Linked DNA regions of Homo sapiens: regions 1 and 3 are each linked to region 2. Evidence: read pairs that join two places in POLR2A ChIA-PET (ENCODE). Cell type or tissue: OCI-LY7. All regions are shown on one strand. Each heading gives the region's core, and the rest is flanking DNA. Links, peaks and the distances in the headings are about the cores only.

The links. ChIA-PET counts read pairs that join two places held together with the same protein. Peaks named below come from ENCODE experiments on the same cell type or tissue, not always from the same donor. Only the 100,000 strongest peaks of a DNase experiment are listed, where the experiment ranks them.
Region 1: POLR2A ChIA-PET joins it to region 2 with 10 read pairs; 16 of 35 experiments call an interaction of 5 or more read pairs at or near these places.
Region 3: POLR2A ChIA-PET joins it to region 2 with 17 read pairs; 16 of 35 experiments call an interaction of 5 or more read pairs at or near these places.

Annotation. Positions count from the first base shown.
Region 1 is chr12:52,121,500-52,128,728 of GRCh38, reverse strand. No RefSeq gene overlaps it. Among named protein-coding and RNA genes, the nearest start is that of SMIM41-AS1, 6.9 kb to the right of the region's middle. In OCI-LY7, for the core only: CTCF peaks have their summits at 6,502 and 6,707 (motif pointing right); DNase peaks (open chromatin) are centred at 4,608, 5,185 and 6,728; H3K4me3 peaks cover 1,279 bases; H3K27ac peaks cover 2,789 bases.
Region 2 is chr12:52,020,538-52,027,766 of GRCh38, reverse strand. All of the region lies in intron 1 of LOC124902934 (a long non-coding RNA gene), which reads right to left. It also overlaps a transcript of NR4A1 not described here. Among named protein-coding and RNA genes, the nearest start is that of TAMALIN-AS1, 16 kb to the right of the region's middle. RefSeq lists enhancers at 1,205-2,142, 2,688-2,982, 2,143-3,080 and a silencer at 3,787-4,246. In OCI-LY7, for the core only: CTCF peaks have their summits at 1,812, 2,011, 3,652 and 3,863 (motif pointing right); DNase peaks (open chromatin) are centred at 1,926, 2,206, 2,776, 3,936 and 2 weaker places; H3K4me3 peaks cover 3,280 bases; H3K27ac peaks cover 2,436 bases.
Region 3 is chr12:52,113,809-52,121,037 of GRCh38, reverse strand. It overlaps SMIM41-AS1 (SMIM41 antisense RNA 1), which reads left to right and starts at 2,820. Exons shown (of 4, transcript XR_007063312.1): 1 at 2,820-3,145. RefSeq lists enhancers at 1,909-1,958, 1,989-2,048, 2,059-2,198, 2,519-2,758, 4,122-4,331. In OCI-LY7, for the core only: CTCF peaks have their summits at 865 (motif pointing right) and 4,263 (motif pointing right); DNase peaks (open chromatin) are centred at 857, 2,417, 2,767, 4,306 and 1 weaker place; H3K4me3 peaks cover 3,975 bases; H3K27ac peaks cover 4,452 bases.

The DNA.
Region 1 (7,229 bases), core at 1,836-6,835, 100 kb before region 2:
CTGAGTAGCTGGGATTACAGGCGCCCACTACCACCCCTGGCTAATTTTTGTATTTGTAGTAGATACTGGGTCTCACCATGTTGGCCAACCCTGCCCTCAAGTGATTCACCCACCTCAGCCTCCCAAAGTGCTGGGATTACAGGCATGAGCCACCACACCCGGCCTCATTGTGATTTTATTTTGTATTTTGTTGGTAACTGGTGAGGGTGAACAACTTCTCATCCTTATTGGTTATTTGGGTATTATCCTTTGTAATGTGCCTGTTCAAATCTCTCAGACTTTCCTAGTGGGCTGTCCATCTTTGTCTTACTGATGTATAACAGTTCATTTTTATAGCTTTGTTGAGAAATAATTGATACACAAAAAAAAAAAACCTGCACATGTTTAACGTCTGCAATTTGACGAGTTTGGACATATGCATACACTGTGATACCGTCACCACAATCAAAATAAACATTCATCACTTCAGATGTTTCCTGGTGTTCCTTCCTCTCAGCTTCTCTTGATCATCTCCCCACTCTCTCTCTCCCACCTTCCCCCGTGATCTCAGAGGTCCCAGCGTCTCTGATCTTTAGAGCTCCTGCTTGCATCTCACATCCAAATAATAATAGTCCAACAGTCACAGGTGGTTAAGAGGAGATCTGGCCTTTGCCAGGCCCTCCCTAAAATCCTCTGGGACCATTTCTGAAGAAACTGTCCCGTTGCCAGTGTGTCCTCATGTGGAAGGGCCAGGCTACTTTCTTATGGGCCTGGGCCCACCCTCAATCAAGGTTGCCCCAGGCTCTCAAAACCAAAGAGTCAGCATATACTCAATTCAGACCTGCCTCAAAAGGGATCGAGAAGGTCCCCAGGGATGCCCCTCTGCTCACAGTGAGGAAGACCTTAGACATGCCCGTGCCAAGCAGCTGAGCCCCCACCCTGAATTCCTCCATTCCCGTGAATCCCAATCTCCACCTTCAGTGAGACAAAACACAGCTTATTACCCCCACGCTCTGCCTTCTAGGTTTTGTTGGGTTCCCAAATCCTTATCAACACTGTATCAACACTTATGGAGCTAGAAGTCTCCATAATACTCACCCCTCCCCCAATCCTTCCTCCATCCATAACAAGCATAATGCAAGCTCACAATTATTGAGCACTTACTAAGTGCCAACCTCTATTCTCACCCTTTGCGTGCATTAATTTAAACATCCAACTCTTCCAACACCCATATAGCAGTTACTATTACTATGCTGATGCACAGAGAGGTTAAGTGACTCCCCCAGGGTCACACAGCTTCTGATTGGTGGCACTGCAATCAGTGCCCAGATTCCTGGTCTCTCTGCACCCGAAACTGCTGCAGGGGCCTCTACCACAAGCTCAGGGCTTGCTGCCTCGCTTCCCTCACAACATTGCTCTGCTTCCTTCTTGCGGAGAAAGTCTTGTGAACCCTCCCTTTCTGCCCCGGCTGCTGGGAGACTACAGACAATGCCGATACTCATGCACAGCAATGGTACCACCCCTCGTGGCCACCAGGTCTGCTTCTTCCCTCATTTTCTGTTTTATCCGTAATGATAGACTGAGAATGTAGGAGGCAACATCCTTCAAAGATGTAAAATGCTAGGCCACAGAAAACAGAGACTGTAAAAGGCAGACCCGAGCGGCAACAGATGCCATGATTACGTCTCGAGGCAGCCAAGGGGAAGAAGAAATCTGATCCATTACTATCTGCAGGAAGCAGACTGTTTGCTCTGCAGGGACAAAGTTTTCCCCTTACAATACATTCTCATAAAATTGGCTCACTTGGGCCTTCCTGTAAGGAACGCTGAGGGATGCGATGGATTGGTTATGGCCTGAAAAATCACTTTCGCAGCAAAAGGAAAGCATACTTCATGTGACTGTTGACCAACACAGAGGACACCACGCCAACAACCTCAGGGATGCAGAGTCCTCCAGAAGAGAGGCCAGCGTGGTCCAAGGACACACTCTCCCAGGGCAGAGGGTCTGGTCAGGGCCAGAACTCGGAGTACCCGGCAGCTGGCTGGACAGTTCAGCCCTTCAAAGCCCTGCTCCGAACACCCTCCACCCACTTTTGTTTGCCGAGGAACTGGCTGTCCCTTAAGTCCAGAGACTGGTTGTCCCTTGAGTCCAGGAACTGGTTGTCCCTTGAGAACAGGGACACAATCTTTCTATCTCTGTAATTCAGCCCCTGCCCCACCCTCAACAGCTGAGGTGACTGGAAAGGGTGGGTGGGTGGATGATCCAGGCAGGTCCCTCAATCAAAAGAAGTGGCAGACACTTCTTTTGTCCCCTAGCTTCTGTAGAAGTCATGGAGCCCTAATTGTAGTTGGGCACATGGCTGCCTGTGGTGCTTCCTGGCACCCCTGGAGACTGGGAGAGTCACACAGCTGAGTCCTGAGCAACAAGAGGGGAGTAGAAGTGATAAGCTGGGGACACCCTCTCCCTGCCTCGTCCCCTCTCTCTGGCTAGAACACAGAGGAGGTGGTGGCTGGCCATCTCAGATCAAACTTGTCCATCAGCCTTCAGAGCAACCAGACGGAAAGAGCCTGAGGCACTGGCCCTGTGCAGCTGCTGTTCCAGCCCTGAAAGCCTCCTGCCAAGACTATTATGTGAGAGAAGTCCAAGCTTCCATGTTGTTTAAACCACTGTTGTTTTGAGCCTCTAATGCAACAGACAAGTCTATAGATGAGCTCATGTCCCAGGAGCTACCAATGAAATGCCACTGCCTTCCCCCAGGGCCACCTGGCTGGCACCTGAGCACTGTGTCCACCTGCATGTCTTCCTGGCACAGTCTCCACTACCAACACTCCCAGAGGGAGAACAGCCCCCCACAAGGGACTTAACACCATCCCTGTTTTACAGATAGGGAAACTGAAGCTCGGAGGAATGGCCAAATCTGCCTGAGGGCTCAATAGCAATGGCTGGTGGAGCCAGTCCCAAATCCAGGCCTGCCAGCTGCATGGTGTTTGCTCCCCTGGGAGAGCTGGCTCCTGTTGTTCACCTGCTCAGCCAAGCAGAGACTGCCTGCGCAGTTAGCGGTGGAGGCCCTATTTGTGGGGAAATGCCTGGATAAGCCTGTCTGGAGGCCAGGCCAGCACCTAAGGTCTGCAGGGCAGGCTGTGACCAGGAATCAGAGGGAAGCTCCTTTGCATTATAAAGGGAGAAACAGTGGGGACGGGGTGTTGGGGGCTGGAAAGGAGGGGGAAGGGGGGAAGGGAAGACCGGTGAGAACAATGGCGGGAGGCTGCCTTCCGCACCTCTCAGTGAGGTCTTCCTAAACATCACAAAACACTGCAGTCGTGGGATTTCTGCAGAGCCGGGTGAAGACACTTAGCCTTGTGATGGGGTCCACTTGTGACCCGGCTGCCACGTGAAGGTGGCACATACAGTGGAGGGGAAGTGAGCCACACATTCGGCAGATCTCAGAAGGTGCATCTGGGAATGTGACTCTAACAGGGGCCGGGCCCCACCACAACCCACTGATGTTGGAGTCAGCAACCAGCCCACAGCAGGGCTCTTGCAGGGACAGTGACCCCACATTGCACTGAGGTGCTGCTGTGTTCTGAACCACCTCCAACATCATGGACTACAACAGCCATCACTGTATTATGTTGCAGAGTCTGGGGAGGTCAGGGGTTTGGAATTGGGTGTAGGGTGTGACGGGGTGAAGCCTGGAGCCTCAGCTGGGAGCACTGGAATGACTGGGGGTGACTGGGACGGCTGGGTTGGACTCACTGCTCCAGCTTCTTCACTCCCATATCTGGACGGGACCACGGCTCAGCTAGGACTGTCAACTGAAGCACCTCCAGGGAGCCTCCCCATGGCTTCTCATAGCTTGGCAGTGAGGTTCTCAGAGGGAGTGTCAGAGAGGGACACCTGAAGAACAGCATTTCGAGAGACCCAGGCCAAAGCTGCCTGGCCTTTAACGACCTGCACTTAGAAGTCATGTGGCCTTTGGGCGCTGTGGCTCATGCCTGTAATCCAAGCACTTTGGGAGTCTGAGGTAGGCAGACCACTTGAAGCCAGGAGTTCAAGACCAGCCTGGCCAACATGGCAAAACCCCATCTCTACTAAAAATACAAAAATTAGCCAGGTGTGGTGGCAGGCGCCTGCAGCCCCAGCTACTTGGGTGGCTGAGGCAGGAGAATCGCTTGAACCTGGGAGGCAGAGGTTGCACTGAACCGAGATCGCGCCACTGCATGCCAGCCTGGGTGACAGAGTGAGACTCTGTCTCAAAAAAATGGAAGAAAGGGCCGAGCACGGTAGCTCATGCCTGTAATCCCAACACTTTGGGAGGCCGAGGCAGGCAGATCACAATGTCAGGAGATCCAGACCATCCTGGCTAACACGATAGAACCCCGTTTCTACTAAAAATACAAAAAATTAGCCAGGCATGGCGGCGGGCACCTGTAGTCCCAGCTACTCAGGAGGCTGAGGCAGGAGGATGGCGTGAACCCAGGAGGTAGAGCTTGCAGTGAGCCGAGATCGCACCACTGCACTCCAGCCTGGGCGACAGAGCAAGACTCTGTCTCAAAAAAAAAAAAAAAAAAACGGAAGAAGTCTCTTGGCCTTGCATCCCCTGTGCTCTATTGGTGGCAGCAGTCACAAGCCTGCCCAGTTTCAAGGGGTGGGGACATAGACCCCACTTCCGTGGGAGGAGTGTCAAAGAATGCGGGAGCTTGTTTTAAACTTCCATGCTCCATAACACCATAAGCGACTCCCTCTTGAGGTCTCTCCTTAGCCAGCTCAGGTCTATGATTTCAGCGTGTCCTAACATCAAAAAATAACTCCCCTTCCCACAGCTGATGCTTGGAATTCCCAGCAAGAGATCAAAGGCTTTGATCTGGAGGGGACTTTTATTCTAAAGCAGCTCCTCCCAGCCCCTCTCCCACCACCACCCTTGAGTCGGCACTGGGCCCTGACGCCCCTTCTGCCTCCATGTCAGTGGGCTCGCCAGGCCTCTGCAAGGAGCAGCTTTGGCTGAGGGAGGATGGAACACCTGGGCCATTGTGTGTTTACCAAAAGTCCATCCTGACAGGATCCTGGGAAGAGTGAGGAGAGAAGGAGAGTCTAAGGTCCTGAAGGTCAACTCAGCCAATGTCACCATTTAGCCAGAGGCTGCTCCTCCCAGGAGCTTCTGCTTTATGCCCCAACTACACTTTCCCCTCCTGCCTCACACTGGCTTCTATCACACAGGACTCCATCCAGCCCTGCACCTCTGGGGTTCCTCCTACTTCCTACCGCCAGTCCACTGTGGCCCTCCCTTTTACGGCCAATGGTCCCAAAGATCTATTTAGAAGTAGATTCAACATCCTGTTTTATCCATCCAAGCCAGCTTTTGCTGTGTACCTACTGCCTCAGCAGTGCAGAAACAAACCATTCTAGGTAAAAAAAAAAAAAAAAAAAAAAAAAAGTGGGAGCGAGTGGGGCACAGGAAATCAGGTGCTTGTAAAATCACAGGAGTGGGTGGTGGGTGGCAGCTGGATAGGCAGGAGGCTTCCAGTGGGACTGTTGAGCTCGAGGACACACCCACCCACCACCATGCTGCCATCTGCGGATCAATAATCACTGCACTGCCTTTGCCGCCACCATAACTGCCAGAACACCCAGGACACTCGTGACCAGACACTAGAACACAGAGTTCAAAGGCCACAACCACTTTCTACAACCCTGCTGGTCAGCAGAAGCAGCGGCAGGAAGATGGCCTTCACCACACCAAATCCAGCCGAGCACTGTCTATTAGAGGCGCCCAGTGTGCTCTAGCTGCAGGGAGTTTGGGAAGTGCATTTGGCTTTCTCATCTCAGCAGTCCATAAAGACATGTAGAAGGAGGAAGGATGGGTACTGAGGGCTGGGACACTGTGCCCAGCACACATGAAGGAACCGTCATCTGTGCTCCTGGAGCTCCTGGGAAGCTGGAACCTTCCTTTTCTTCCCAGGGGGGGGTTGGCAGAATTCTCTGTTCTCTGGGCACCATCAGAAGACCTGGTCTCTGTCACCACTGTATATGTCCTCTGGTTTATTTCTCCCACTGCTGTTTTGCCACCTCTAGAGCCGTAGATTGCCCCATAAACCTCCTGGCTACTCAGCAGGCTGACACCTTCTCTGCTGGAAAGTGGAAGAAGATGAGTGCCACGGGCTCCCTTTGCCACTGCATCCATTAAATCTCCCGAGGACACACTTACCAGGCATGCACATTTCTTTACTGACATGTTTGAGCAATTTCAAGAGGGAATTATTCCTCTTCTGAGAAAAAACTGTTAAAGTCCCAACTGACTTGGAATTTCCCTTGAGTTTCAAGCAAAAATGTACCTAAAGATCCCGGGCCTTCCCAAGGAAGTGACTCCCTACCCACAGTATCCCCACTCCAGCTGCTCTCGGGGTCTCCCCACCCCCCAGCAACTCCCTCCTTCTCTCCCTGCCCGTCAGGAAACCACCCTGCTCCCAGCCTCCTTCACCTTCACCTTCCTTCATCATCAGCGTCAGATCTGAGTCCTGCGGTTCTAAATAGCACCCCAGGCCTCAGCAAGTGGAGGGTAGGGGAAGAAGAGGCAACTCCTTGTTGCCGGTCCTCAGCAGCACCGTGGGAGGGGGCTTGGAGGGAGAGAGGGGTGGGGTCTTGGAGGGAGAGAGGGGTGGGGGGTCCTGGGGCCACAATGAACCGAATTCTGGCATTTGGTTCCTTCTCAGGACCTCCCACTAGAGGGCGCGACGGTCCCGCCGGTTCCTTGCCAGGTGGCTCCAGCTGCGGCGGACATCAGAGCATCTCCCAGGGACTAGAAGTTCAGACTAATGAGATTGAGAAAAGAGCATTTCCACATTTGCAAGGCGCCTGTGCTGCTCCGGAGGTCCCCATTACTCTGTCCAGAATCCTTTATTGCTTCCTGGTCCCCGAGGGCCTGCTGGAACCAGAATGCGAGAAGGGCTCTGCGCGGTTGGCCTTCCTGGACTCACAGCTTCCCTGTGAAGAACCTAGCGGGCTCTGCAACGCCCTGGTCACCCTTTCAGAGTGTTTGAGAGCTTATATGGGATATGTTTAAGCTGAGACAGGTCCCCAGCCACCCACAGCACGGGTAAGGGAGCATGGGCAGGGGACCCTCGGGGCAAGTGTTCCAGGCCATGCCCAGCCTCAGAGGGCCCTGAGGCTGGCGAGGGCAGCGTGCTCAGAGGAGATGGAGGCCAGTGCGGCTGGAGCTGGGGGGACGGCGAGTGGGGGCCACCACCTCCCCA
Region 2 (7,229 bases), core at 940-5,939:
GTGTGTGGGTGCCCCCCTGTGCCCAGGGCCACCAGTTCAGTAACAGAGTGGGCCGTGAAACAGGAGGCATGGGGATGTGGGTGGAGTGCAGCCCTGGAATGACACCTGCAGCCCCCACGTGCACCCCGAGTTTCTCAGGCTCCTCTTCCTCTTTCCTTGCGGGCCCTTAGCACAGGACTCAGAGCAGCAGAGCTCTCAGCCCTCCCAGTGCTGACTGTCTGCAGAGATCCAAGTGCTTGCTCTGGGCAAGGCCCTGGCTCCCAGCATCCAGAGGCTGCCAGTGGGCACAGCGTGGCTGGGAGCTGCCTTAGCTGCTCAGGCTTGGGAGAGGGACCATCCTGCGGGCACTCGAACCATAAATGTCCAGACACAGAATCACATCAGAGCCATCCTCAGCAGACCAGGCAGGGCTGCCTCCCAGGGAGAGCTGGGTAACCCGAGCTGCTGGCAGGCCCTCAGGTCACTTCAGGAGCACAGGGCGGTCAGCTGATGCTCCTGGGGACCATTCATCACGTCTCCCAGCCCAGCCGGTACAGCCTCAGCTATTTCCAGGCCTGGGTATGCAGCAGCTTATGTAACGGGCTGGAAGTCAGGGCTGGGCTAAGGGGCACTTGTGGTAGGGATGGGGCTGCTCCCACCTCCCACTGTAAGGCCCACCCCTCAGTCCCTAGTCTCCCTATGGAGATTTGTGGGGGGCCCACAGCTCTGGCTGGAATCCCTGTGGACAGCCACTGTGCCTATCAACACACCTCTCACTTCCTGGCCAGAAGATGCCTGGCCATCTGCGGTCCATGGAGTTGAGGCCACCAAGCAGCCTCTTCCTCAACCCCATCAGCCCTGCCCAGCCTCTGTGCTCTCACCTTCCCCTCCCCGCTCAGAGGAAGAGTGGGTATGTCTGCTGCTGCCCTCCGAGAGAACCTGTGCACATTCCTGAAGCCCCTCCTAGCTCCTGCAGGCCTAGTTTGGTGGGTGGTTAAGCTGGGCTCAAATACACATATTCCCAGTGTGGCTTTAGGCGGGCTTTGTACATCTGCTAAGCCTCAGTTGCTTGTTTGGGAAATGGAATGATAATAACAATATCTCCCTTTTGGTGTGGCTGTGACTGTGGGGCTTTAAGAGCACATTCCAGGAGGCAGATTGCCCAGCCCTGTCTATCTATGTGGCCTTGGGCCAGTCACTTAAGCTGTCCGGGCCTCAGTTTCCTTGTGTAGAACGGGACAGCGATATGACCTACCTCCCTGAGTTGTTGTGAGGATCCAGTGAGTTTTTATGCATAAAGCACTTAAAGAGTTCCTGGCATGAGGTCAGCACCATGTAAGTGTTGGCTATAATTAGACAATGTTTGGAGATCACTTTCCTCTGCCTTGGCTCCTAATAAGCTCTTGGTGAAAGGTAGTTGTTATTTTTAACTTCTTCGTTCTCCTTCACTGTCTTAATTCCCACCTTCATTTAGCCTTGCAATTTCCTTTAAATACCTTATCTTCTCCCCTCGTTTGTTGTCAATCTGCTGCACTACCAATAAAGGCGTGCATAAATTATATTTGTCCCATGTTTACATTCATAAAACATTTCCCATGCACTCCTGTCCCAACCTCACAGCAAACGCGTGAGCGAGCAGTGCAGCTCATGTCATTGCCCTCATTTTGAGAGCCCGGGACAGGGTGTGATCTGTCCAGAAGCATCAGCTGCTCAGGGGTGTGTCCAAGCCACCAGTGAGGGTATTCCGACCTTGGGCACCAGAGCACACCGGATGATGCACCCAGGGCGTGCCAGCTCGCTGCTGCCAGGGCAGATTAGCGCAGGGGGCCCTCCTGCTTCCGGTCCCAGCTGTGGGAGCGCCCACATTATGGGAGGAGAGGCCTGTGGGCTTTTTAAATACCTCCCATCCCAGCAGGATCCCCTGCGGCCCCCAAGTGCTGTACGGTGGTGCCCTCTGCTGGTAACAGGAGGTACTGCTACCTCTTATAAGGGAGGAAGGTGGATCCCTTCACATTTACGCAAAAAGCTAGCCAAGGCCGGCTATGTGCCAGGCCCTCTTCTAGGAACCACAGAGGAAAAGAACCTCGGAAAGCCCTGGCCTTTCATGGAGGTGTCTTCTATGGGAGGGATAAAGACAAAAACATTTATAAGAGAACGGCACATAACGAGAAGTGCAATGAAGAAAAACAGAGCCGGGTGAGCTGCTAGCGAATGATAGAGGGCGCTAGCGATACGGAACGGCCAGAGACGGCTTCTGCGAGGAGGCGACAATGTAGCAGGGAACTGAGCGAAGCTAGGAAAAGAAAGGCCCCTACCCGGGGAAAGGCCATGGAAACACAGGACCGGTGGGAAGGCGCTGAGATGGGGAAAGTCTGGGTACGCCGGAAGAACAGTGAGGCCCATGTGGTTGAGGGCAGTGCCGAAAGAGGCCTGGGGCGGTGGCTCACCCCTGTAATCCCAGCAGTTTGGGAGGCCGAGGCAGGTGGATCACCTGAGGTCAGGAGTTCGAGACCAGCCTGGCCAACATGGCGAAACCCCATCTCTACTAAAAATATGACAAATTAGCCGGGCGTGGTGGCGGCCGCCTGGAATCCCAGCTACTCGGGAGACTGAGGCAGGAGAATCACTTGAACCCGGGGGACGGAGGGTGCAGTGAGCCGGGGTTGTGCCATTGCACTCCAGCCTGGGCGACAGAGAGACTCTGTCAAAAAAAAAAAAAAAAAAGCAGCAGTGAGCAAGGTCCGAGAGGCGGAGGCCTCCAGCTCCTTCCTTACCACGTGGTGCATGAAGAAGGCAGAGCTCGTGCAGTCTCAGGAAGCAAAAGGAGAGCCCTAACCAGCATGCACTGGGCTGTGTGCGGGGCCTCACCGCTGCCTGTGAAGTGGGTATTCCTGGCATTACCACCATTTTGCAAAGGAGGAAACTGAGGCTGAGGAAGGTAGAGGTTGTGTGGTTTGCTCAAGGGTGGAAATATAAAGTCACAGAGCAAGAACCTAAATCCAGGTTTGTCTGACTCTAGTTTTTTGGTTGTTTCTTTTCTTTTTGGTTTTTTGTTTTCTTTTTCTTTCTTTCTTTTCTTCTTCTTCTTTCTTTCTTGTGACAGGATCTCACTCTGTCACCCAGGCTGGAGTGCAGTGGCCAGTGGCACAATCACGGCTCACTGCAGCCTGGAACTCCAGGATTCAAGCGAGCCTCCCATCTCAGCCTCTCCAGTAGCTGGGACTACAGACACTCAGATCATTTTTAAAAATTTTTTGTAGAGACGAGGTCTTGCTATGTTGCTCAGGTTGGTCTTGAACTTCTGCTCAAGAGATCCTCCGGCCTTGGCCTCCCAAAGTGTTGGTGAGCCACCCCTCTGGCCGAATCTGGGCTTTAAAACATAAGTTAAGCACTTGGAGAGAGAGAAAAAAAGGCAGCACAGAACAGCACGTAGAGAAGGGCCACAATTGTATTAAAATACGTATATGTATATTTTATATTCAGAAAAAAGGCTGAAAGCAATCCACTGCATGTGATAATCTCTGGAGGTGACTTATGTTTTCCTTCCACTGTGGGGCTGGGGCAGGGAGAAGGATGGTCGTCACCCCCGCAGAAGGCAAAAGACTGCCCTTAGCGTTGATAACAACCATACCTCACACTCACAGGCTCCTTCGCGGTTACAAAGGGTCCTTCTTCACTGCTGAGCGTTTGCTCCTCACCACAGCCATTTCACAGGAAAGGAAGCCAAGCCTCAGAGAGGCCGCGACTCTCCCTCAGATAGCCCGTGGCACGGCTGGGGCCAGGACCGACCTCTGCACGTTCCGAGTCCTGCAGGCGCATTTCCAGGAGAGAGGAGAGCTGGCAGAGAGGTCCAGGGGGGTCCAGGAGCCGGGCCGGGGGCGAGGTGACGAGTGTGGCCGTTCCCGAGTCTGCCGGCAGAGGGCGCCGCCGCCCCGCAAGTCGGCCAGGCCACGCCCCCTACCAGGACCCGCCCCTTTGCAGCGGGGAGCCACAGCACCCTGTGAGGAGCGGCTCGGCAGGCTGGGGTTCGAGGCCATGGGGATGAGAGGACGGTGGACGGGCTGGGCCGGGGCAGGAGGAGGAGCAGCAGGGGAGGGGCTGGGCCGGGGCAGAAGGAGGAGCCGCAGGGGAGGTCACCGGCGGGCCAGGGTCTGCGTGGGTGAGGGGTTGAGAGTGCAGAGGCGCCCGTGTCTGCGGCTGGGAGCGCGAGATGGAGGCGGGGTGGGGGCGGGCTAGTGCGAGGGGAAGGTCCCGGTGTGGCGGGCGGCGGTGCGCTACGGCGCCAGGACTTCCTGAGGCGGCGGGACTAGCTGCCTCGGGAGGCGGTTACTCACTCCGGCGCTGCCACCTGCTTCCTTCCCAGATCCCAGCAAAGCATAACCCCGAGGCCCCCTCTGCGCTCCCACCCCACTCGCGGCGGCGGCACGCCCAGGAGGGAGCTCGCCTCTGCAGCTCAACCCACAGCCTCGCGGCCCCGGGGTGGGCGAGGGTGGAGAGGGAGGGCGGTGCCCGGCGGACTCCACCCGAGCCGCACCGCCAGCCCCCAACCGCCGCAGTCTAGCCCAGGCCTTGAAGGCCAGCCTGCAGCCTCTTGAGCAGCGCGTGGGGCTCCAACCCCCAGCACCTCCACCTGTCCCATCTCTCCAAGCTGAGCCCCAACTCTGGTCTAGACGGGAACCCGTGAAAAGCAGACTCCGGCAGGGATCCCCTGCCGGCTGTGCGCCCCAGCCCCGCCTCCTCTCCATTCCGCTCGCCCCTGAGCACTGGCGATACCCAGCCAGACGACAGGGGCTGGACAGTGTGTTGAGCCCCACCCCCATCTCCTCCCTCGCCGCCACCCATACCTACCTCCAACCAAGGCGAGGACATAGATGTGTCAGCTAGGATCCCTGCCCTCTAACAGCTCCCAGTCTGTAGGGAGACGGCCACCATCCATACCAAAGCTTACACCAGGAAGCAGAAAGTGGTTCCGGGCCAGTGGGAGGCACAGGTCCTTAGCTCCCCAAGAAGACACAGCCTCAGGGGGCCGAGTTCGGCCAGTATTTAGAGTCCCAAGGATCTGTGTGGGAGGGAGCTCAGAGATCTCCAGAATTATCTTCAGTCAACATCCTTTCAATAAAGACTCACTAAGCACCTAGGGTGCTTTAAAAATACCAACGCCCCAGCCCACCCTAGAACTCCTGGATCAGAATCTCAAGGGGGCCAGGAGTGGTGGCTCACACCTGTAATCCCAGCACTTTGGAAGGCCGAGTTAGGAGAATTGCTTGAGCCCAGGAGTTTGAGACCAGCCTGGCCAACATGGCGAAACCTCTCTCTACAAAAAATACAAAAATTAGCCTGGGGTGGTGGCCTACGCCTGCAGTCCCAGCTACTCCAAACGTTGAGGATCGCTTAAACCCAGGAGATTGAGGCTGCGGTGAGCTGTGATTATACCACTGCATCCAGGTTGGACGACAGAGCAAGACCCTGTTTCCTGTTTCTTTTTTTTTCTTTCTTTCTTTCTTTTTCTTTTTCTTTTTCTTTTTTTGAGACAGAGTCTCGCTCTGTTGCCCAGGCTGGAGTGCAGTGTCCCAATCTCTGCTCGCTGCAACCTCCACCTCCCAGCTTCAAGCGATTCTCCTGTCTCAGCATCCCCAGTAGCTGGGTTTACAGGCATGTGCCACCACGCCCAGCTAATTTTTATATTTTTAGTAGAGACTGGGTTTCACTGTGTTGTCCAGTCTGGTCTTGAACTCCTGACCTCAAGTGATCTACCAACCTCCCAAAGTGCTGGGATTACAGGCGTGAGCCACCGCACCCAGCTGACCCTGTTTCAAAAACCAAAAAAAAAAAAAAAAACAGAAAAGAATTGCAAGGGGGAGGGGAAGGGTAAAAAGAATGGCAAGAGTAGGAGTATGGCCCTATCTGCTGTTAAATGTCCCCCACCCTACTGACTGCTGTAGCTGCCAGCCACTGGTCTTGCCTTATTTGCCCAGAGACCACACTCCTCAGAGAGAGTGGCTCCAGCCAAGCCCTCAATTAGAGTGAGATTTGGGGGGCTCCAGAAGAAGATGCTATGTATGCTGGGACCTGGGTGGGCTGTCACTCTGTGGGTTGCTGAGTGGACCAGATCAACTGTGAGTCACTAAAGGCTAAGTGACTCTGTAGGGGAGCAGCTGGGAAAGAGACCCAGAGGCAGTATTTGCATTTTTACTTTTTGCATAAATTTATATGTTCTCCCCACAAAGGCCAACTCCAAGATGGATCACTGAAGCTTAGGAGGTGTCCCTGAAAGCAAAAATTCATATGTCTTAGGCAACCTGGTGGCCTCCTGCTCCTGGGAGGTCCCCATATTGATTGCATGCAAGACACATCTCTAAAAATAAAAATAAATTATAAATAAATAATAAAAACACTCTTGCATCTTGCTGTTGAAAAGTATGTTTCCTCTCCACTATCAACCCCAGTCCATGAGCTTTCATACCACACAGGGTTCTGTGCAGAGAAGGTCTGTTGGTTGGAGTCATTTAGTCATTTAGTTAGATGTTCTGAACTCAACTGTTCATTCATTCATTCAGACGTACCTGCCTTCGATCAGTGCTGGCATGAGATGGGGTTCACTCCCTTGGGAGCCCACAATCTGGGTGGTGGAGTGAGGAGAGGCCCTGGGACCAGAAGCAGTGGGAGGGTGTCTGAGCACTTCAGATAAATGATTGTGGGGTTCAGGGGAGGCTCCACTTTGTACAAGCGTGCAGCAGGCTGAGGAAGGGCTGAAGAGGTGGGCTCTAAGGAGGGAGGGAGGCTGCTCCCAATGGTTGGCTGATGGGAGAGCCCTGCTCTGTGCCCCTCTCCACCTGGTATGGTCCCGGCTCCCCACCAGGGGTCAGCACACTGCTGCACTCTGGCTGTTTTACTCTCTTGAGGAACTCTCTTGGGTTTCCGTGGCCCCTCCAGAGCCCTCAGCTTCCTTTCTGTCTCACTTCTCTGAGCCCATCACTCCCCACTTACGGTCATTTCATCCACCTGTCGGTGCAGGACCAGGCAGCCTCCCAGCCAGCCAGCCTGACGTCTCTCCTGAGCTGGGGAATCCCACAGCCTCCCTCACTTCCCAGCCTCATGAGCTTGGGCTGGGCAGCAGAAGGGGCCTCCTGCTGTCCTTCCTCTTCTCCTGCTGCCATTCAGCGCAAGGTCTCTGGTTTGGTTTCCAGGGGAAATGGGAGGGTCCAGAGGTTCACTCCTTCTAATAAGTTTTCCCACATGTGTTAGCAGAG
Region 3 (7,229 bases), core at 395-5,394, 94 kb before region 2:
TGACAGTTTACAAATGCCATGGCAATGACAGGAAGTTACTCTGTATGGTCTAAAAAGGGGAGGCATGAATAATCCACCCTTTGTTTGGCACATAATCAAGAAATAACCATAAAAATGGGCAACCAGCAGCCCCCAGGGCTGCTCTGCCTATGGAATAGCCATTCTTTTATTTTTTTACTTTCCCAATAAACTTGCTCTCACTTTACTGTACGGATTCGCCTTGAATTCTTTTTTGTGCAAGATCCAGGAACCCTCTCTTGGGTTCTGGATTGGGACCCCTTTCTGGTAACACAACCACTCCTCCTTTCCTTGGTAACATCCCTAATTTTACTTCTGGTGTACACACCTCCCCAAGCGATCCACGTCTTTGTTGGGAACTGACTCCTCCATGGGCTCTAGGTTGCGCATACAAGGTTCTCGCTCTGTCGCCCAGGCTGGAGTGCAGTGGCGCCATCTCGGCCTACTGCAAGCTCCGCCTCCCGGGTTCACGCCATTCTTCCGCCTCAGCCTCCCGAGTAGCTGGGACTACAGGCGCCCGCCGCCGCACCCGGCTAATTTTTTTTTTTTTTTTTTTTTTTTTTTTTTTTTTTTTTTTTTTGTATTTTTAGTAGAGACGGGGTTTCACCGTGGTCTTGATCTCCTGACCTCGTGATCCGCCCTCCTCGGCCTTCCAAAGTGCTGGGATTACAGGCGTGAGCCTCTGCGCCCGGCCTGATGTAGGCTTCTTAGTTGCTTCCTCGCCCTCCTGGGAGAGCTTCCCAAAGTCTCTCCCTCCCGCCAGGGACCTGCACCAGGTAGCCCAGGCCCTGGGAGCGGCTATACTCTTAGGGCCACACGGGGGCGCCAGCCTCAGGCGGCTGCACCACGCCCGCCTGGAACAGGAGACCCCAACACCCCAGAGCGCAGTCAAACCGCCCTGCACTGGCCAGTTACTCTGGCTGATAAGCCCCCTTCACTCCTTAGCCCCAAGTGAGTGAGGTGCTTCCTCGCAAATGAAAATCTGCGGCCAACCCTGAGTCACTTCTTAAGATGCGGGCTCCCATCAGCTCCCCAACCCCAGCCCCACCCCTGAGTGCCGCCTCCCGAGCTAGGCCTGGAGAGTGCAGACAGGAAGGAAGCGCAGCTGGACCTCACCCAGAGAGGGGGACAGATTATCAGCAGGGTGGGAAGTGCTACAGGGAGCCCTCAAGGGCATCCCGCGTGTGCGGGTGATGCAGGCAGGTGCATGGGGGAGGGTGGGGTGCTACCAAACCCCAAGTGAGCCCTGTTGGAACTGAGCCTGGGGTGAGCCGGTAAACAAAGTGTCGGGAGGCGCTTCAAGCTTCAGGGCCAAGGGCCCCAGAGCATGAAGGTAGAGACAGCCAGGTGGAAGTGGCTGGAGAGGGTGCACATGAGGACAAACAGGAGGAGGGGCAGCAGGAGGGTGAGGTGGTGACAAGGGCGGGGAGGTAACCTGGACCAAGGAGACTGGACTCTAGCAGGAGGGAAATGACCCCCAGGGCGGGCTTAGGCAAAGTAAACATGATCACAGGGCAACATGCTCCCACAGGACTTTCTGCAGTAAGGAAGTGTGGCTATTGAGCCCTTGAAATAATGAGGCTAGTAAGACGCAGGAACTAATTTTTAAACATTATTTCCTTTCAATTAATTTTTTTTTTTTTTGAGACGGAGTCTTGCTTTGTCACCCAGGCTAGAGTGCAGTGGTGCAATCTTGGCTCACCGCAACCTCCACCTCCCGGGTTCAAGCAGTTCTCCTGCCTCAGCCTCCCAAGTAGCTGGGACTACAGGCACGCGACACCACTCCCGGCTAAATTGTGTATCTTTAGTAGAGACGGGGGTTTCACTTTGTTGGCCAGGCTAGTTTCGAACTCCTGACCTCAGGTGATCCACCACCTCAGCCTCCCAAAGTGCTGGGATTACAGGCATGAGCCACTGAGCCTGGCCCCTTTTAATTAATTCAAATGTAAATAGCTGCACCAGTTAGGAGGCTGTGAAGATGGTCCAGGTGAGGGAGGGTAGGGGCCTGAAATGGGGAGGCAAAGAAATGGGGAGGGCATGGACTCTAGGATTGTCAGGGCACTGGCTATTTAATATTTAACTTAACCACTCAGCCAGTACTGAAACAGTTGTTATGGAGGCCTGCGTTCGTGAGACCTGGCATGCCACAAGTGAGTAGAGCCAAGAAATCATGGAGACCCACTGAAAGAGGGGAAGGAATGCTCAGGGCCTTGGAGGTCTCCTGGGGGTCTGGCCGGGGCAATGGGGTGCTTATGTATCATCACTAGGAACAGAAACCCACGATGAATCAGCTTGGAGATGACAAGTGTGGTTTTGAACACATGGAAACTGAGAGGTCTTAGGACATCCCAGTGAAAGCATCTGGTAGGCTGTTCTGTGTATGGCTCTGATGCTCAGGAGGGAACTGAAACTGAAGACAGCCCTGTCAGTCATCAGAGGTCAAAAATCGGCAGCCCATAGGCCAGCTTCAGGTCACAGATGGAGGTTTAGACTGGCTCACACCATTGATCTCCCGAAGTGCTGGGATTACAAGCACTGCGCCTGGCCTCATCCTACCCACCTCTTCTTTTTTTAAAATTTAAGTTTTTCCATTTGCTGTACTTCATGCCAAGTATACACTCCCCTCCTGCCTGTTCCCAAGCCAGGGACCAAGGACTACAGGCCGGTACAGGATTTGCGCTTGGTTAATCAAGCTACAGTGACTTTACATCCAACAGTACCTAACCCGTACACGTTGTTGGGATTGCTGCCAGCTGAGGACAGCTGGTTCACCTGCTTGGACCTGAAAGACGCTTTCTTTCGTATCAGATTAGCTCCCGAGAGCCAGAAGCTGTTTGCCTTTCAGTGGGAAGATCCGGAGTCAGGTATCACTACTCAGTACACTTGGACCCGGCTTCCCCAAGGGTTCCAGAGCTCCCCCACCATCTTCAGGGAGGCGTTGGCTACAGACCTCCAGAAGCTTCCCACCAGAGACCTAGGCTGCGTGTTGCTCCAGTACGTTGATGACCTTTTGCTGAGACACCCCACGGCAGTCAGGTGCGCCAAGGGAACGGATGCCCTACTCCAGCGCCTGGAGGACTGTGGGTATAAGGTGTCCAAGAAAAAAGCTGAGATCTGTCGACAGCAGGTACGTTACTTGGGATTTACTATCCGACACGGGGAATGCAGCCTGGGATCAGAAAGAAAGCAGGTCATTTGCAATCTACTGGAGCCTAAGAGCAGAAGGCAAGTGAGAGAATTCTTAGGAGCTGTGGGGTTTTGTAGACTGTGGATCCCAAACTTTGCAGTATTAGCCAAGCCTTTGTATGAGGTCACAAAGTGGGGGACCGGGAACCTTTTGAATGGGGATCTCAACAACAGCAAGCCTTTCATGAGTTAAAGGAAAAAACTTATGTCAGCCCCAGCCCTGGGGCTACCCGATCTGACAAAGCCTTTTACATTGTATGTGTCAGAGAGAGAAAAGATGGCAGTTGGAGTTTTCATCCAAACTGTGGGGCCCTGGCCGAGGCCAGTGGCCTACCTCTCTAAACAACTAGATGGGGTTCCTAAAGGATGGCCCCTGTGTTTGAGGGCCTTGGCAGCAACTGCCCTGCTAGTACAAGAAGCAAATAAGCTGACTCTTGGGCAAAACCTGAACATAAAGGCTCCCCATGCTGTGTTGACTTTAATGAATACTAAAGGACATCATTGGCTAACGAATGCTAGACTCACCAAGTACCAAAGTTTGCTCTGTGAAAATCTCCGTATAACCATTGAAGTTTGGAACACCCTAAACCCCACCACCTTGCTCCCAGTATCAGAGAGCCCTGTCGGGCATGATTGTGTAGAAGTGTTTGACTCAGTTGACTCTAGTAGATCTGACCTCCGGGACCAGCCTTGGGCATCAGTAGACTGGGAACTACACGTGGACGGGAGCAGCTTCATCAACCTACAAGGAGAGAGATGTGCAGGGTATGCAGTGGTAACCCTGTACACTGTTGTTGAAGCCAGATCGTTGCCCCAGGGCACTTCAGCCCAGAAAGCTGAACCCATTGCTTTAATTTGGGCCTTAGAACTCCATGAAGGTAAGACTGTAAACATTGACACTGATTCTCGGTATGCCTTTTTAACCCTTCAAGTGCATGGAGCATTATAGAAAGAAAACGGCCTATGGAACTCTGGGGGAAAAGACATAAAATATCAACAAGAAATCTTGCAATTATTAGAAGCAGTATGGAAACCCCACAAGGTGGCAGGTATGCATTGCAGAGGACATCAGCGAGCTTCCACCTTGCTGGGTTTGGGGAATTCCCGCGCTGACTCAGAGGCTCGAAAAGCAGCATCTGCCCCCTTCCGGCAATCAGTCACAGCCACTCTGCTCCCTCAAGCACCTGATCTTGTACCTACTTATTCTAAAGAAGAAAAGGACTTTCTCCAGGTAGAGGGAAGGACAAGTGATGGAGGAAGGATGGATTCGGTTACCAGATGGGAGAGTAGCTGTGCCACAGCTGCTAGGAGCTGCAGTTGTACTGGCTGTGCATGAAACCACCCATCTAGGTCAGAGTCACTGGAAAAGTTGTTAGGCTGGTATTTCTACATCTCGCATTTGTCAGCCCTTGCCAAAACGGTGACACAGCGGTGTGTTACCTGCTGACAGCACAATGCGAGGCAAGGTCCAGCCGTTCCGCCCGGCATAAAAGCTTATGGAGCAGCCCCCTTTGAAGATCTCCAGGTAGACTTCACAGAGATGCCAAAGTGTGGAGGTCAGAAGTATTTACTAGTTCTTGGGTGTACCTGCTCTGGGTGGGTGGAGGCTTATCCAACACGAACTAAGAAAGCTCGTGAAGTAACCCGTGTGTTTCTTCGAGATCTGATTCCTAGATTTGGACTGCCCTTACGGATCAGCTCAGATAACGGGCCTGCGTTTGTGGCTGACTTGGTACAGAAGACGGCGAAGGTATCGGGCATCACATGGAAACGGCATGCCGCGTACCAGCCTCAGAGTTCCGGAAAGGTGGAGCGGATGAATCGGACTATCAAAAATAGTATTATTATCTTTCCCACTGGATATTAAAAACAATACCACAAGGGGCATCAAACCACCTGCCAAATTTGAGGGAATGTTATTCTGTCCTCCCCCCGCCCCCGGATATTAGAGACAATAACATAGGGGTAATGTAAACCCACTGCTTTATTGGGAGAAGTATCATCCTCTCCCTTCTTGGATATTAGGAACAATATCACAGTGTGCGTGTACGCCTGTCACAAAATTCAATGGAATGTCATCCTGTGCCTCCCTGGATATGACGAACAATGTCACGGGGGATGTACAACTTCTGAGATATTGGGAGTGATACCATCCTCTCCCCTCTGGAAGTTAGGGACAATATCACAGGGGTAGTGTACACCCTCTGTGATGTTGGGACTAATATCATCCTCCCGTCCCCTGGATATTAAAAACCATATCACAAGGGGTGTACACACACTTCGATATTGGTATTAATACCATCCTCTCCCTCTTTGGATATTCGGTGCAATATTTCAGGTGGGGTATACACCACCAGCAATACTGGAAGTAATATGATTTTCTCCCCCCTGGATATTAGAAACAATATCACAGGGGGTGTGAACAACCCCTGCAATATTTGGAGTAATATCATCGTCTCCCCTCATGAATATTAAGAACAATATCGTAGGGGGGGCATACACCCCCTTTGATGTTTGATATCATCCTCTTCCCCGCTGGATATTAGGAACAATATCAGGAAGGGATGTACAGATCCTGCGACATTTGCTGTCATCTAATTGTCTCTCCCCTAGATATTAGGAAAAATGTAACCGGGGATGTGAACACCCCTGCGATATTGGGAGAGGTCTCATCCTCTCCCCGCTTGGATATTAGGAACAATATCACAGCAGGGGTGTACTGCCTCTGCGTTATTGGGAGTAAAATTATCCTCTCTTCCCCTGGATATTAGGAAGGGTATCAGAGGGGGAGGGTGTACATTCCCTGTGGTATTCAATGTAATCTTATCCTCTCCCTCCCAGGGTATTAAGAACAATATTAGAGGAGGGGTGTACACCCTCTGCGATATTGAGAGTCATATCATCCTCTTTCGCTCTGGATATTACGAACAATATCACAGGGTTGTGTACACCCCCTGTGATACTGGGAGTAATATCATCCTCTCTCCCTCTGGATATTAGGAAGAGTATCACAGGCTGTGTACACCCCCTGCAATATTGGGAGTAGTATCATCCTCTCTCCCTCTGGATATTAGGAAGAGTTTCACAAGGATGTGTGCACCCCCTGCGATATTGGGAGTAATATCATCTTGTCGCCCTCTGGATATTAGGAAGAGTTTCACAGGGGTGTGTACACTCCCTGCAACATGGGGAGTAATATCATCCTGTGCCCCCTGGATGTTAAAAACCAAATCACGGGGGTTGTACACCTGCTGCGATATTGGTAAACGTTACTTCTAGTATCCCACAGAGGGTACACCCTGTGATATTTTTCATAATATCATAGGGAGATATTGCTTCTAATAACACAGTGGGTGTACACCATGTGTGTACACTCTGTGATGTGATAGCTTATATCCTAGGGAGATATTCCTTCTAGTATCACAGTGAGTGTACACCCTGTGATATCATTCGTAATATCCTAGAAAGATGTTGCTGCTAATATCACAGAGGGTGTGCCCCCAGTGACATCATTATTCGTAATATCCTAGGGAGATGTTACTCCTAATGTCACAGGGGTGTACACCCTGTTATATTATTCGTAATATTCTAGGCGGGTGTTACTTTTAAAGTCACAGGGGTGTACACCCTGTGATGTTATTCATAATATCCTAGGAAGAGGTTACTCCTAATACCACATGGGTTATCCTATGAAGAGGTTACTCCTAATATCACACTCCTAATATCACACCCTGTGATAGCATTCAGAATATCCAAAAGGGATGTTACTTTTAATGTCACATGGGGTGTACACCTTTTGATATTATTCGTAAGATCCTAGGGACATATTACTTCAAATATCACATTGGGTGTACACACATGGTGTACACATTATGTGTGAACACCTCCTGTGATATTATTCATAATATCCTAGGAAAATGGGACTCCTAATATCACAGTGAGTGTACACACTGCGATATTATTTGTAATATCCTAGGGGAATATTACTCCTAAACCAAAGGCGTGTGTACCCCCTGTGATATTAT